Linked DNA regions of Homo sapiens: region 2 is linked to region 1. A link is an interaction called in ENCODE POLR2A ChIA-PET data of the cell type or tissue named here. Cell type or tissue: OCI-LY7. All regions are shown on one strand.

Region 1 (5,000 bases):
CACTCAGCAGCCTCTGCTCTGGCATCCTTTGTTGCATGTCCATTCTCCCATTCATTCACTCATTCACTTATTTATTCATTCATTCCACAAACATGTGTCAGGAACCCAAAGTGTGCTGGACTCTGGGGCCTGGAGTGTGGAACACAGACTTGACGGGGAGGCTGAGAGGGGATTATACCCCACCCATCCCACCTCTCCTCACCAGGCCATAAGAGGGGTTGGGGGTAGGGGAGTAGGAGCTTTTCTCCTAGTTCTCAAGGTTCACCTCATGGGGTCCAGGGAAGCCTGATGAAGGAGAAGTTTCTGAAGTTAATTGGGCTGGATGTGGCTCCTGAAGGGATACAGGATGAGGAAGGAGGAGCCATCATGCTGGGGGACCAAGAGAGGGGGGTACCACTGACACCTGGCTTGGAGGGGAAGGAAACGAATTTGGCTTCAGTGTAAGTGTTCCCTTGAATTTCTTTTCTTTTAGAAGATGAAAAAAGAGTGAAGAGGCACAGAGTGGGGAATTGGTGGATAAAAGTGAGCACAGAGAGAGGGCGAATGCTTCCAAGGCCCTGCTCCCTCGAGCCCTCATGCCCTGTCCCTCTGTCTCCTCCACCTCCCTCCCTCTGCAGGCCATCCTCTACTCTCTCATCTCATCAATGTCTCCCCTACCCTCCAGACTATGTCTGAAGCTCCCAAGGAATAGCTGAAAAGTGCAGTGACCCCTAAACCTGCTCCCTCCTATCCCACTCCACCTCTGCATCCAGATTTTGCTTCGAAGTTCTGTCCCAAGACTTACAACCAGAAAAGAAGTCCTACTTAGAAAAACAAGTTGTCTTCATTAGAGGGTGGAAGGAGCAAACAGCCTCCTTCACGCTGAGTTGCGGGTTACTCTGCTAGTGAGCTTGTGAGCTGTTGTTAGTGGGTTGTCAATGCCAACTCCAAACCCCATTTAAATCCTGGGGAATAGGGAAATTGCTCTTAGAGGTCTCATTCAAGGTTAGTTGACAGATGGTGACAGTTCAGCGACTTGTCTAATGATATGCCATAAAGATTCGTTCTCTTCTCTTCCTTTTCGAATTTCATTAGGGAGGTCCCATACATTCTTAAGATCTTCCTTGTCATCTCTGTGGCCACAGACCAGCTTCTGACCTCTTCCCCAAGCACCAGAGCCTCATGGTGGTTAGGAGCTTTGGAGCCAGGGGCGTGGGTTCTTACTAGCTGTGGGAACTTGGGCAAGTAGCTAACCTCTTGGAGCTGTAGTGTCCTCATCTGTAAGATGGGGATAACAATATCTACCCTTTGGGATGTTATGAGAATTAAATGAGATAATGCATGTGAAGGGCTTAGCATGGTGCCTGGTAGAGAGTAATCTCTTAATGTTTGTCAGCCAATACTAATGACAATAATATTATCTCCACTTGGATGACCTACAAGTACCTTAAACTCGGTATTTCTTCACTATAAACCAGTTTTCTGGCCTCACTTTCTAGTTCCCTTTAAAGAAATCAGCATTCTTCCTACATGTCTTTGGGGACAAGGTCACCTGGATTCTACTTTGTGCCTTTCTTGTGACCTTTCTACCTATTCCTTTATGGCCATGTTCAGCCCTTCATTATGTCTTCCCTGGAGTCCCTGATGCCAGTCTCTCCATTCAATCCTCTCCACATAGCCATCAGATTTGACTTTTGGATTATGTCACTCTCCTCCTCAAGAACCTTCAGTGTCTCTCTAGTGTCCACTACCAAAGTAACCACATACTTCTTACACTTCTCTCCACAATATGCCCCGATATACCTGACCACCCACCTCCATGCCCTTCCCCTTGCCCAGATTTTCTCCCTGGAAGTTTACATAATTTTCTCCACCACCCTCTTGTTCTCCAGTATGTGCATCACCAGCAGGACAGACTTGCAGCGCCTATTCTGAGTGAAAAAGAGAATCTTTTGGTGCTACCCTCAACCAACCTCATCCTTTCTCCACTTGGATTCTTCTCAACATTGACCCTCTTGAAAAGATCATAAAAACTCACTTTAAGGTGTATATGAGGAGTTTTGTCTCCCAGGAAGGTTTGCATTGTATCTGTAATGGTGGAGTCTCAGGCATTGACTTCCCAGGTGAAGGAAGGGTGATTTTGGGATGGGGGGGCCTTCCTGAAACCTCTGAAGAAACAGCACACCAGCACCTCTGCCAGCCAGCTGCATCCAGGATCAATGTTCCCCCTAGTTCTGGTTCACTCTTTTGAAGCTTTCCAAGTCCCAGAAGTGAATTCTTAGCCTTTCTTTGAGCTCTCTTTGGTCCAGGCACAGCTGTAGGAAAAATTGTACAGTGGCATGAAAAAAGTGAAGGGTTTAGTGTAGTAAATTCTGCAAATTTTCTTTTAAAAAAAACTGCATTTTAAAAAATAAAAATACTATGTCCTATTGTAAGGTAAATGTATTTCTACATATGCATGTACACAAATGTACTTAAGGGATAATTCAGTTGAAAGTCGTTATAGATCTTTACTGTAAAAATCCTTGGTTTACCCAAATTAATGTTTCTCCTGAAAATGAGAATTCTTGAATTACATTGGATTTGGGGGAACAACTGCTAATCTATAGGACGTGAGCATCTGGTAGGTGCCCAATATATTTTTTATACACCTGCATATAAAGTGCAAATACTCTGGGCTGGGCAACATGGTTTTCAGTTTTTGCACATGTGCACACACACGTGTGTGTATGTGGTAATACGTTCTTATGCGTTCTATCCAAATGGTATTCAGAAACAATACTGTGGCTTTATTTGATGCACTTGTATTTTTTTCCATTATGGTTGGTTTTGAATACACTCACAATTACTGTTTTCAAAGCAGTTCCCATTTCACCCTCTATAAATGTAGATTTATACAGTGGTGAAATTTATACAGTGGTGATTTCACAGTGATGAAAATTGACACTAAAGAGCTGTTCAGCCCTGTTCATCTCACCTGCTGACTACAGGTGTACAGGAAGAGTGCTGATTTCCTCTGTGCCAGCCTGGACATGGCTGGTTACCCAGACTGGGCTTCCAAGGCAAACTGGTTCTAGTTTGTAAACTGTAAATGGAAATGGCTTTACTTCCTTACATATACACTTTCTAAATAAAGCTCTAAAAGGTGGAAAAAAAGAGAAAAAAGAAAAAAGTAAAGGGCATGAAACCAGCCAGAAACTGCAAAAAGTACTCATCCATGAGAGGAAGAGGACATTGCTGCCAGGCTGGTGGGGAAGCAGGAGATCCTAGAGACTGAGGGAGGCTGAAAAGTGGAACCCAGGGCAAAGGTTTGTGTGCGCCCATGTGCACACACACATGCACACACTCATGGATACAACAGGAGCTCCAACAGAAAGAGCTAGGAACACAGCTCTGGCATCTTATGTGTCTCAGTCCACAGCCTTGCCCAGGCCCAGCAGAGGCTCACTCTGCCCCTTCTTATTTGCCCCTTTGCCCATGATTCTCAGATGCCAGAATCCAGGCTCTATCCCCATGGCTCCCTGTGAAATGTCCTGGGCACCTCCTCAGGGTGCTGGGGAGACCACCATAGGAAAAGGCTTATCACAGGATAAGACTCAGGAGGCCTGGGTTCTCCCTCTGCTTCTGCCTCCATATCCAACTCAGATTCTTCTATTACAAAGAAACTCAAAGTTCTCCCAGATCTCTTCCAGCTCCAACAACAGATGATTATTTTAGAAAATAGTGAAACTCAGAGAATCAGTTTATCAGAATGTTTTGGCTGCAAATAACAAAGCACTTAGTATAAGAGAACTAAATGACGAGGGTTGATTCATCAGAGAAAACCTGCAGTTCAGAGGGAGGTGATTCCAGGGTCATTGTGGTGGCTCCGAGAGATCAAGGACCCAGGCTCCCTCTGCTTTCTTTAGGGCTGCTGCTGCCTTCCCTCATGGTGGCAAGATGGCTGCAGTGGCTCCAAGCTTTTCTTCTCATGTGGTGGCTTCTCAAGCAGGAAGAAAGGGGCCAGGGACACAATGAGTGAGGAAAGCCTTTCCCAGAAGCTTCCAGCATTTCCCCTCAGGTCTCTTTGGCTAGAGCTGGGTCACAGGCCTAACCTTAGACCTGTCGCTGAACAAGGGGATAGGACTGACCAGTCATGGTCCCTATACTTGGGCCAGGTAGAGATATGAAGAAATAAAAACTTGGGGTTCTATTAGCAATAAAGGGAAGGGGAGCAGCCACTGGGTGACCAACAGTGCCTGCCACAATCAGGGGGAACGCGTTCAGGAGCAAGAAACCAAGACTATCTGGTGGTTGTAACCAGGAAGGACATTTATTGGAAGAAATGTGTGGTGTGAGTCTGGAGGAAACAGCCCAGAAAAAAACCAGGAAGCACAATACATGCCTTTTAGCCGGAGTGGCCTGGTGTGGATTCCTCATCACGGCAGAAGAATTCTACTGCTTCTGGGCTATGTGTCACTTGTTCAAGATTGAAGTCTTGGCAGCAATATAGTATTGGCTCAGGCTGGGGTTCAGGCCTATGACCTGGATAGCTGAGTGCAGAGAGAAGGAAGACTTGGCCTTTTTAGTCTCCAAAATGGCCACCCACCAAGACTATATAATAGGAGATTTCCCTCCAATAGGAAAGAGGAGTTGGATGCTACTCGGCCAAAACAAAGCCAGATGGCCCAGCTAATATCCAGGAATTTGAAAAGCCCTTATTGAGCCTGTAGCCTGGGAAATGGGAAGGCAATGGCTGGACTTACTTATGGCCACCATGATTAATTACCAGGAAGCAAGTCACGACTATATGCTTCATATGATTTTGCAAGTTTTATTAACAGCTGGGTAAGTTTACTTTGATTATAATGTGAGTATCTATGTCCACCAACTTTGTAGTGTGGTTAGTTGTTCACAATTTTAAGAAATTGTAAGAATAGAGTTGTTAAAGAAAAAAAAAGACTTAGAAGGAACATTTAAAAAAATTACTTAGTCTCAGAGATTGCCAGCTGGATACATCACACCTGAGTGAAGCTGTGGAA
Region 2 (5,000 bases), 140 kb after region 1:
TATGCAAAACCACTTTTTTTTTTTGAGACGGGGCTTCCGTCTGTCACCCAGGCTAGAGATAGTGGCTTGATGGCAGCTCACTGCAGCCTCAACCTCCTAGGCTCAATAGATCCTCCCATCTGAGCCTCCTGAGTAGCTGGGACTACAGGGGCACACCACCATGCCCAGCTAAATTTTTGTATTTTTAGTAGAGATGGGGTTTTGCCATGTTTCCCAGGCTGGTCTCAAACTCCTGGGCTCAAGTGATCCACCTACCTCAGCCTCCCAAAATGCTGGGATTACAGGTGTGAGCCATTGTGCCCAGCTGCAAAACCACATTTTATAGCTAAAGAAGTTGAGGCTCAGAGAGATTACTTACCCAGGGTAATAGGGCTAATAAGTAGTGACACTGGGACTTGAACCCAAGTTTCTCCAATTCCAAATCCTTTAGTGATAATTAGTGTGTTCTGCTTCTTTCCCCAGCATGAGGATATGGTATATGTATTTGTAACTACCTAAAGCCATGAGGGTTTGGTTAACAAAATTCTATAAAAGGTCTTATATGAGCCTACAGGACAGAGACCATGGTGGTGTGGGGCAATACAAACAGCATGGGAAGACCTCCTGCTAAACGTGGTGGATTAGCATTCTGCATGTATTTTTTCTCACTTTCTTATAGATTTTTCATAAAGATAGCTGCAATAATTTCTCCCATTCCTGAAACAAGCCTCTTTACAGTGTGATTTTGTCAGTCCTCCCATCAAGATAAAAAGTCTTAAATCTGATCTGACTTGCTTTGACAAACAGAATTCAGTGGAAGTGATGTTGCCTTTAACTTTTTGGAACATTGCCCTGAGACCACCCTTTAAATAAGCTAGTCTAGCATATTAGAAGATGAGGGACCAAGCGGGGAGAACTGAGGAACCCCAACCAACAGCTAGCACCAACTTGTATTTTCCAGGCCAGCCAATGATAACTGAATGCAGCAGTATGAGTGAACTCAGGTGAAACCAGCAAAGGGGTCACCCAGTCAGTTCCTAGAATCATGAGAAATCATAAATTATTGTTGCTTTAAGCTATGAAGTTTGGCGTGATATATTATGTAACAGTGGATAACATCCTTCCAAATCCCACCTCATTCACCCCCCTGCAAAAAAAAAAAAAAAAAAAAAAAACCACTAATAATGGAATTACAAAGCCATTGGGTCAAAAGGATGAAGAGATAAGAAGATAACCACTGGGGAGGAAAGACTTCCAAACATTTTTATAGATGGGCAGGTAGGTAGAGGAGCAGTCTCCACACAGAGCTAAGTCACACCCCACATGCATACAAGAGAAGTGTGTGATGAGAAGTGAACCAAGGTGCTCCACAGAATCTCCAAAAAGTTGATGCTTAAAGGCACCAGGTACCACAGAAAGCAGGGGTGAGACTCAGGGCTAAGCAATAGGAGGCCACCCCCTCCTCTCTTTTTGCATGGAAGAGGCCAGAAATGTATTATCTGGAGAAGTTGACCTGGAGATGCTCTGAGTCAGGTCTGGAACTCAAGACACTAGTCACAGCACAGCATGACAGTGAGGCAGGAGTTTGAAAAATGGGAGAGTAATTTTAAAATATATATAAACTATGGACTCTCAGATTCTTTGGCTGTTCCCAGAACACTAGCAGCTGGGTGTCACTGCCTTTCCAGGCAGGTAATTGGAAGATTCTCCTCTAGATAGATTGAGCTTCTTCACCCACATCCTCCACTCTTAGAAAAGATCTCCACAAAACTTTACTTGAAGATTCTCAGTAAAACAGCCTTCTAACCATCTGGTCACCCTACTATGATGCTCACTAACTTACAAGACTTCCTCACTCTTAAATATGAAGGATCACCGGATATTTGAAATGAAAGAGACAGGTCAAAAGAAACAGAAAGGCCGAGCGCGGTGGCTCACACCTGTAATCCTAGCACTTTGGGAGGCCGAGGCAGGCAGATCACCTGAGGTCAGGAGTTCGAGACCAGCCTGGCCAACATGGTGAAACCCCATCTCTACTTAAAATACAAAAATTAGCCAGCCGTGGTGGCAGGCGCCTGTAATCCCAGCTACTCGGGAGGCTGAGGCAGGAGAATCGCTTGAACCCGGGAGGCGGAGGTTGCAGTGAGCCGAGATTGCGCCATTGCACTCCAGCCTGGGGAGCAAGAGTGAGCCTTCGTCTCAAAAAAAAAAAAAAAAACCAGAAAAAAAAAAGGCTCAGAAGAATCAGACACCAAGAATATACAGTAAGTAGAAAAACCTTTAAAAAACAAAAAGGAAGCTATAAATTAGTAATCTTGGAAAAATACAACATAAAAGGAACAGTCAGAGAAGAAAGCTCTTTGAAGCTTAAAATATAACTAAAGCAAAAAAATTTAATAGAAGCTGCCCAGTACAGGGAGTTTAAAAAAAAAAAAGGTTCACACCAGAGCACATCAGTATCAAATTTTAGAACCAAATGATCAAGAGAACATCCAGAAAGTCCTAGAAAGAGAAACACACCTAATAGACAAAGGAATGAAAGCAGGAAGGGATCTAACTTCTCATCAGAAGCACTAAACAGAACACAGTGGAGAAATGCCTTCAAAATTCTGAAGGAAAACGATTTTCAACTCAGATTAAACCCAGATAATAAAATTCAACCCAGAATTTTATATCCAGCCAAATGATCAATCAAATGTGAAGGGAAAATAAAACCATTTCTGGAATCCAGGACTCAAAAACTCAAAATCATGAAAGAGGAAGGCAAGGCATCCAGGAACATGGGTGGCAAAAGATAAGTAAAATCTCAGGGCAAGGAGAGAGTAGCCAGCTCAGCCTGAAACAGTAGGACAGAGAACTGGGGAGGGAAGTCTCGCCAAGTGACGATGGGAAGAACTGGTAAATTATATGGCATGTATAAGTAGTGGGACATTTTATTGCATACCTTTGATAGACCCAATAAAGGAATTGGGGGAAATTGCAATCCTTTATAAAGGGGAATCCTTTCCCCTTTATTAAGAAATGGGAAAGGGAGTGATGGTGTCTTACTTATTCCAGAAAAAAAATTGAGAAATGGCACTTAGCTGAACATTTTGAAATCTAAAGTAGGGCCAGGCACGGTGGCCCACACCTGTAATCCCAGCATTTTGGGAGGCCGAGGCAGATGGATCACCAGAGGTCAGGAGTTCAAGACCAGCCTGGCCAACATGGTGAAACCCCATCTCTACTAAAAATACGAAAATTAGCTGGGCATGGTGGCAGGTGCCTGTAATCCCAGGTACTCGGGAGGCTGAGGCAGGAGAATCGCTTGAACCTGGGAGGCAGAGGTTGCAGCGAGCCAAGATCATGCCACTGCACTCCAATTTGGGCGACAGAGCGAGACTCCATCAAAAAAAAAAAAAAAAAAAAGAAAAGAAAGAAATCTAAAGTAAAGACAGAAAAAGACATCTGCCTAGTGGAAAGTGGCTGCTTCAGAGTAGCAGGGCAGAGGAGGGAAAGAGTCAAGGCTGTCAGCTGCTGTTTTTTTTTCCCTCTGCCTTTTAGCCCTATTTGATTTTTAACTATGGGTATGGGTCACCTTAATAAAATATAACATTAATTTTTATGCAAAAATAAAGGGCATGGGCCTGAGAGTCATTGCCTGGATTCAAGTCCCACTCTGCAACCCTTATTGGTGGCAGAGCCTGGGTCAAGCCACTGGTCTTGCTGAGCCTCAGTTTCCTTATCTGCCTTGTAAAATGGAGGTGAAGATGAAATATAAGTGAAATATAAGGTGTAGATGAAATATAATGAACACGATGACTGTTAAGGGCCTGGCACAGGATATGTGTTTAGTAAATTATAGTCATTGTGATTTTTAACATTTTTGAGAAATTCCAGGGTATAAAATGAAAGCAAAATTTCACTGTCCAGCATTTGGGAGGAGCCGAGAAAGGCTGGTTGAATGTCGCCCTTGCATTTGTCAGTAGGTTCTCTGGCTGTTAAGCAGCACATGTTCTGCAGGCTCCCACCCAGACCCTCCATACCAGTCAACGGTGATGTCATAGTCAGCTTTCAGAGTGGATTATGAGGAGCTGGGATTCGGCAGAGAGTGGCTTTTCACATAAAGGCCCAATTCATGCCCAGGGACATGCTGGAGGGTTTTCCTTCTGACACAATCATCCCATACAATAAGCCACCTCCAGGGGATGGATCAAAAGCAGCTCCAAGATGGGCATTTCGTGCAAAGCTGGAGGAAGGCAGCCCCGGGCTCAGCTGGGGGCTGGGGAGCACAGTGGAGTCAGGCGGAAAGGTCCTGCCCTTGACCTTCCAAGGTCCTGGGCTCAGAGAAGCCAACAGTGGTCTTATGCCCCACCCAAGGGACAGGCCTCTATGGAAGGCCTAAGGCTGAGAGTGCTGACCCCTTGACCTTAATATATGTACATGTATATTTAAACAAATGTATTGAATGGGGAAATGTCTAGAAAGAGATATACTTTAAAATGTTACCCATAGTTCTTTCTGGATGGTGGTATTGGGGCTGATTTTAATTTCTTTTTATTTATCTGTATGTTTCAATTTTTGTACCAGGATTATACATTCCGTTTGAAGTTTTGATTAATAATAGCAATAATAAAGTAGGAGGTGCTGAATCCTGAGAGTGGGGAAGGTAGGAGGGAAAGTTCCAGGGCCCCTAAAAGGAACAAATGACAGTCAGCCTGAGAGATTCCTTAACAGCAGGGAACATGTCACTCCTCTTCCAGACAGAATTCTTAGAATTCAGAGAGGCTGAGGGTTGGGGTGTGCAGCAAGGCAGAATAATAGAAAACAGCTAATGCTTCAATAACAATGCATGCAATGTGCTGTTCTATTCTTTAACTCCTTTAATCCTCCCAATGACCTCATGAGATAGGGTCAATTATTCTCCCTACTTGACAGATGAGAAACTGGGGTCCAGAGAAGATAAGCACTTGACCAAGGTCCCTGCTGGAACTAGAACCCAAGCATCCCACTGTAGGCTCTGGGCTGGTAACTGCTACGCT

The links. Peaks named below come from ENCODE experiments on the same cell type or tissue, not always from the same donor. Only the 100,000 strongest peaks of a DNase experiment are listed, where the experiment ranks them.
Region 2: POLR2A ChIA-PET joins it to region 1 with 6 read pairs; 5 of 35 experiments call an interaction of 5 or more read pairs at or near these places.

The regions. Positions count from the first base shown.
Region 1 is chr1:212,651,143-212,656,142 of GRCh38, reverse strand. All of the region lies in intron 2 of LINC02773 (long intergenic non-protein coding RNA 2773), which reads left to right. Among named protein-coding and RNA genes, the nearest start is that of LINC02773, 12 kb to the left of the region's middle. RefSeq lists an enhancer at 1-502. In OCI-LY7, no CTCF peak of the experiment used is centred here; a DNase peak (open chromatin) is centred at 2,972; H3K4me3 peaks cover 355 bases.
Region 2 is chr1:212,506,634-212,511,633 of GRCh38, reverse strand. All of the region lies in intron 1 of LOC105372908 (a long non-coding RNA gene), which reads left to right. Among named protein-coding and RNA genes, the nearest start is that of LINC02771, 36 kb to the right of the region's middle. In OCI-LY7, no CTCF peak of the experiment used is centred here; no DNase peak of the experiment used is centred here.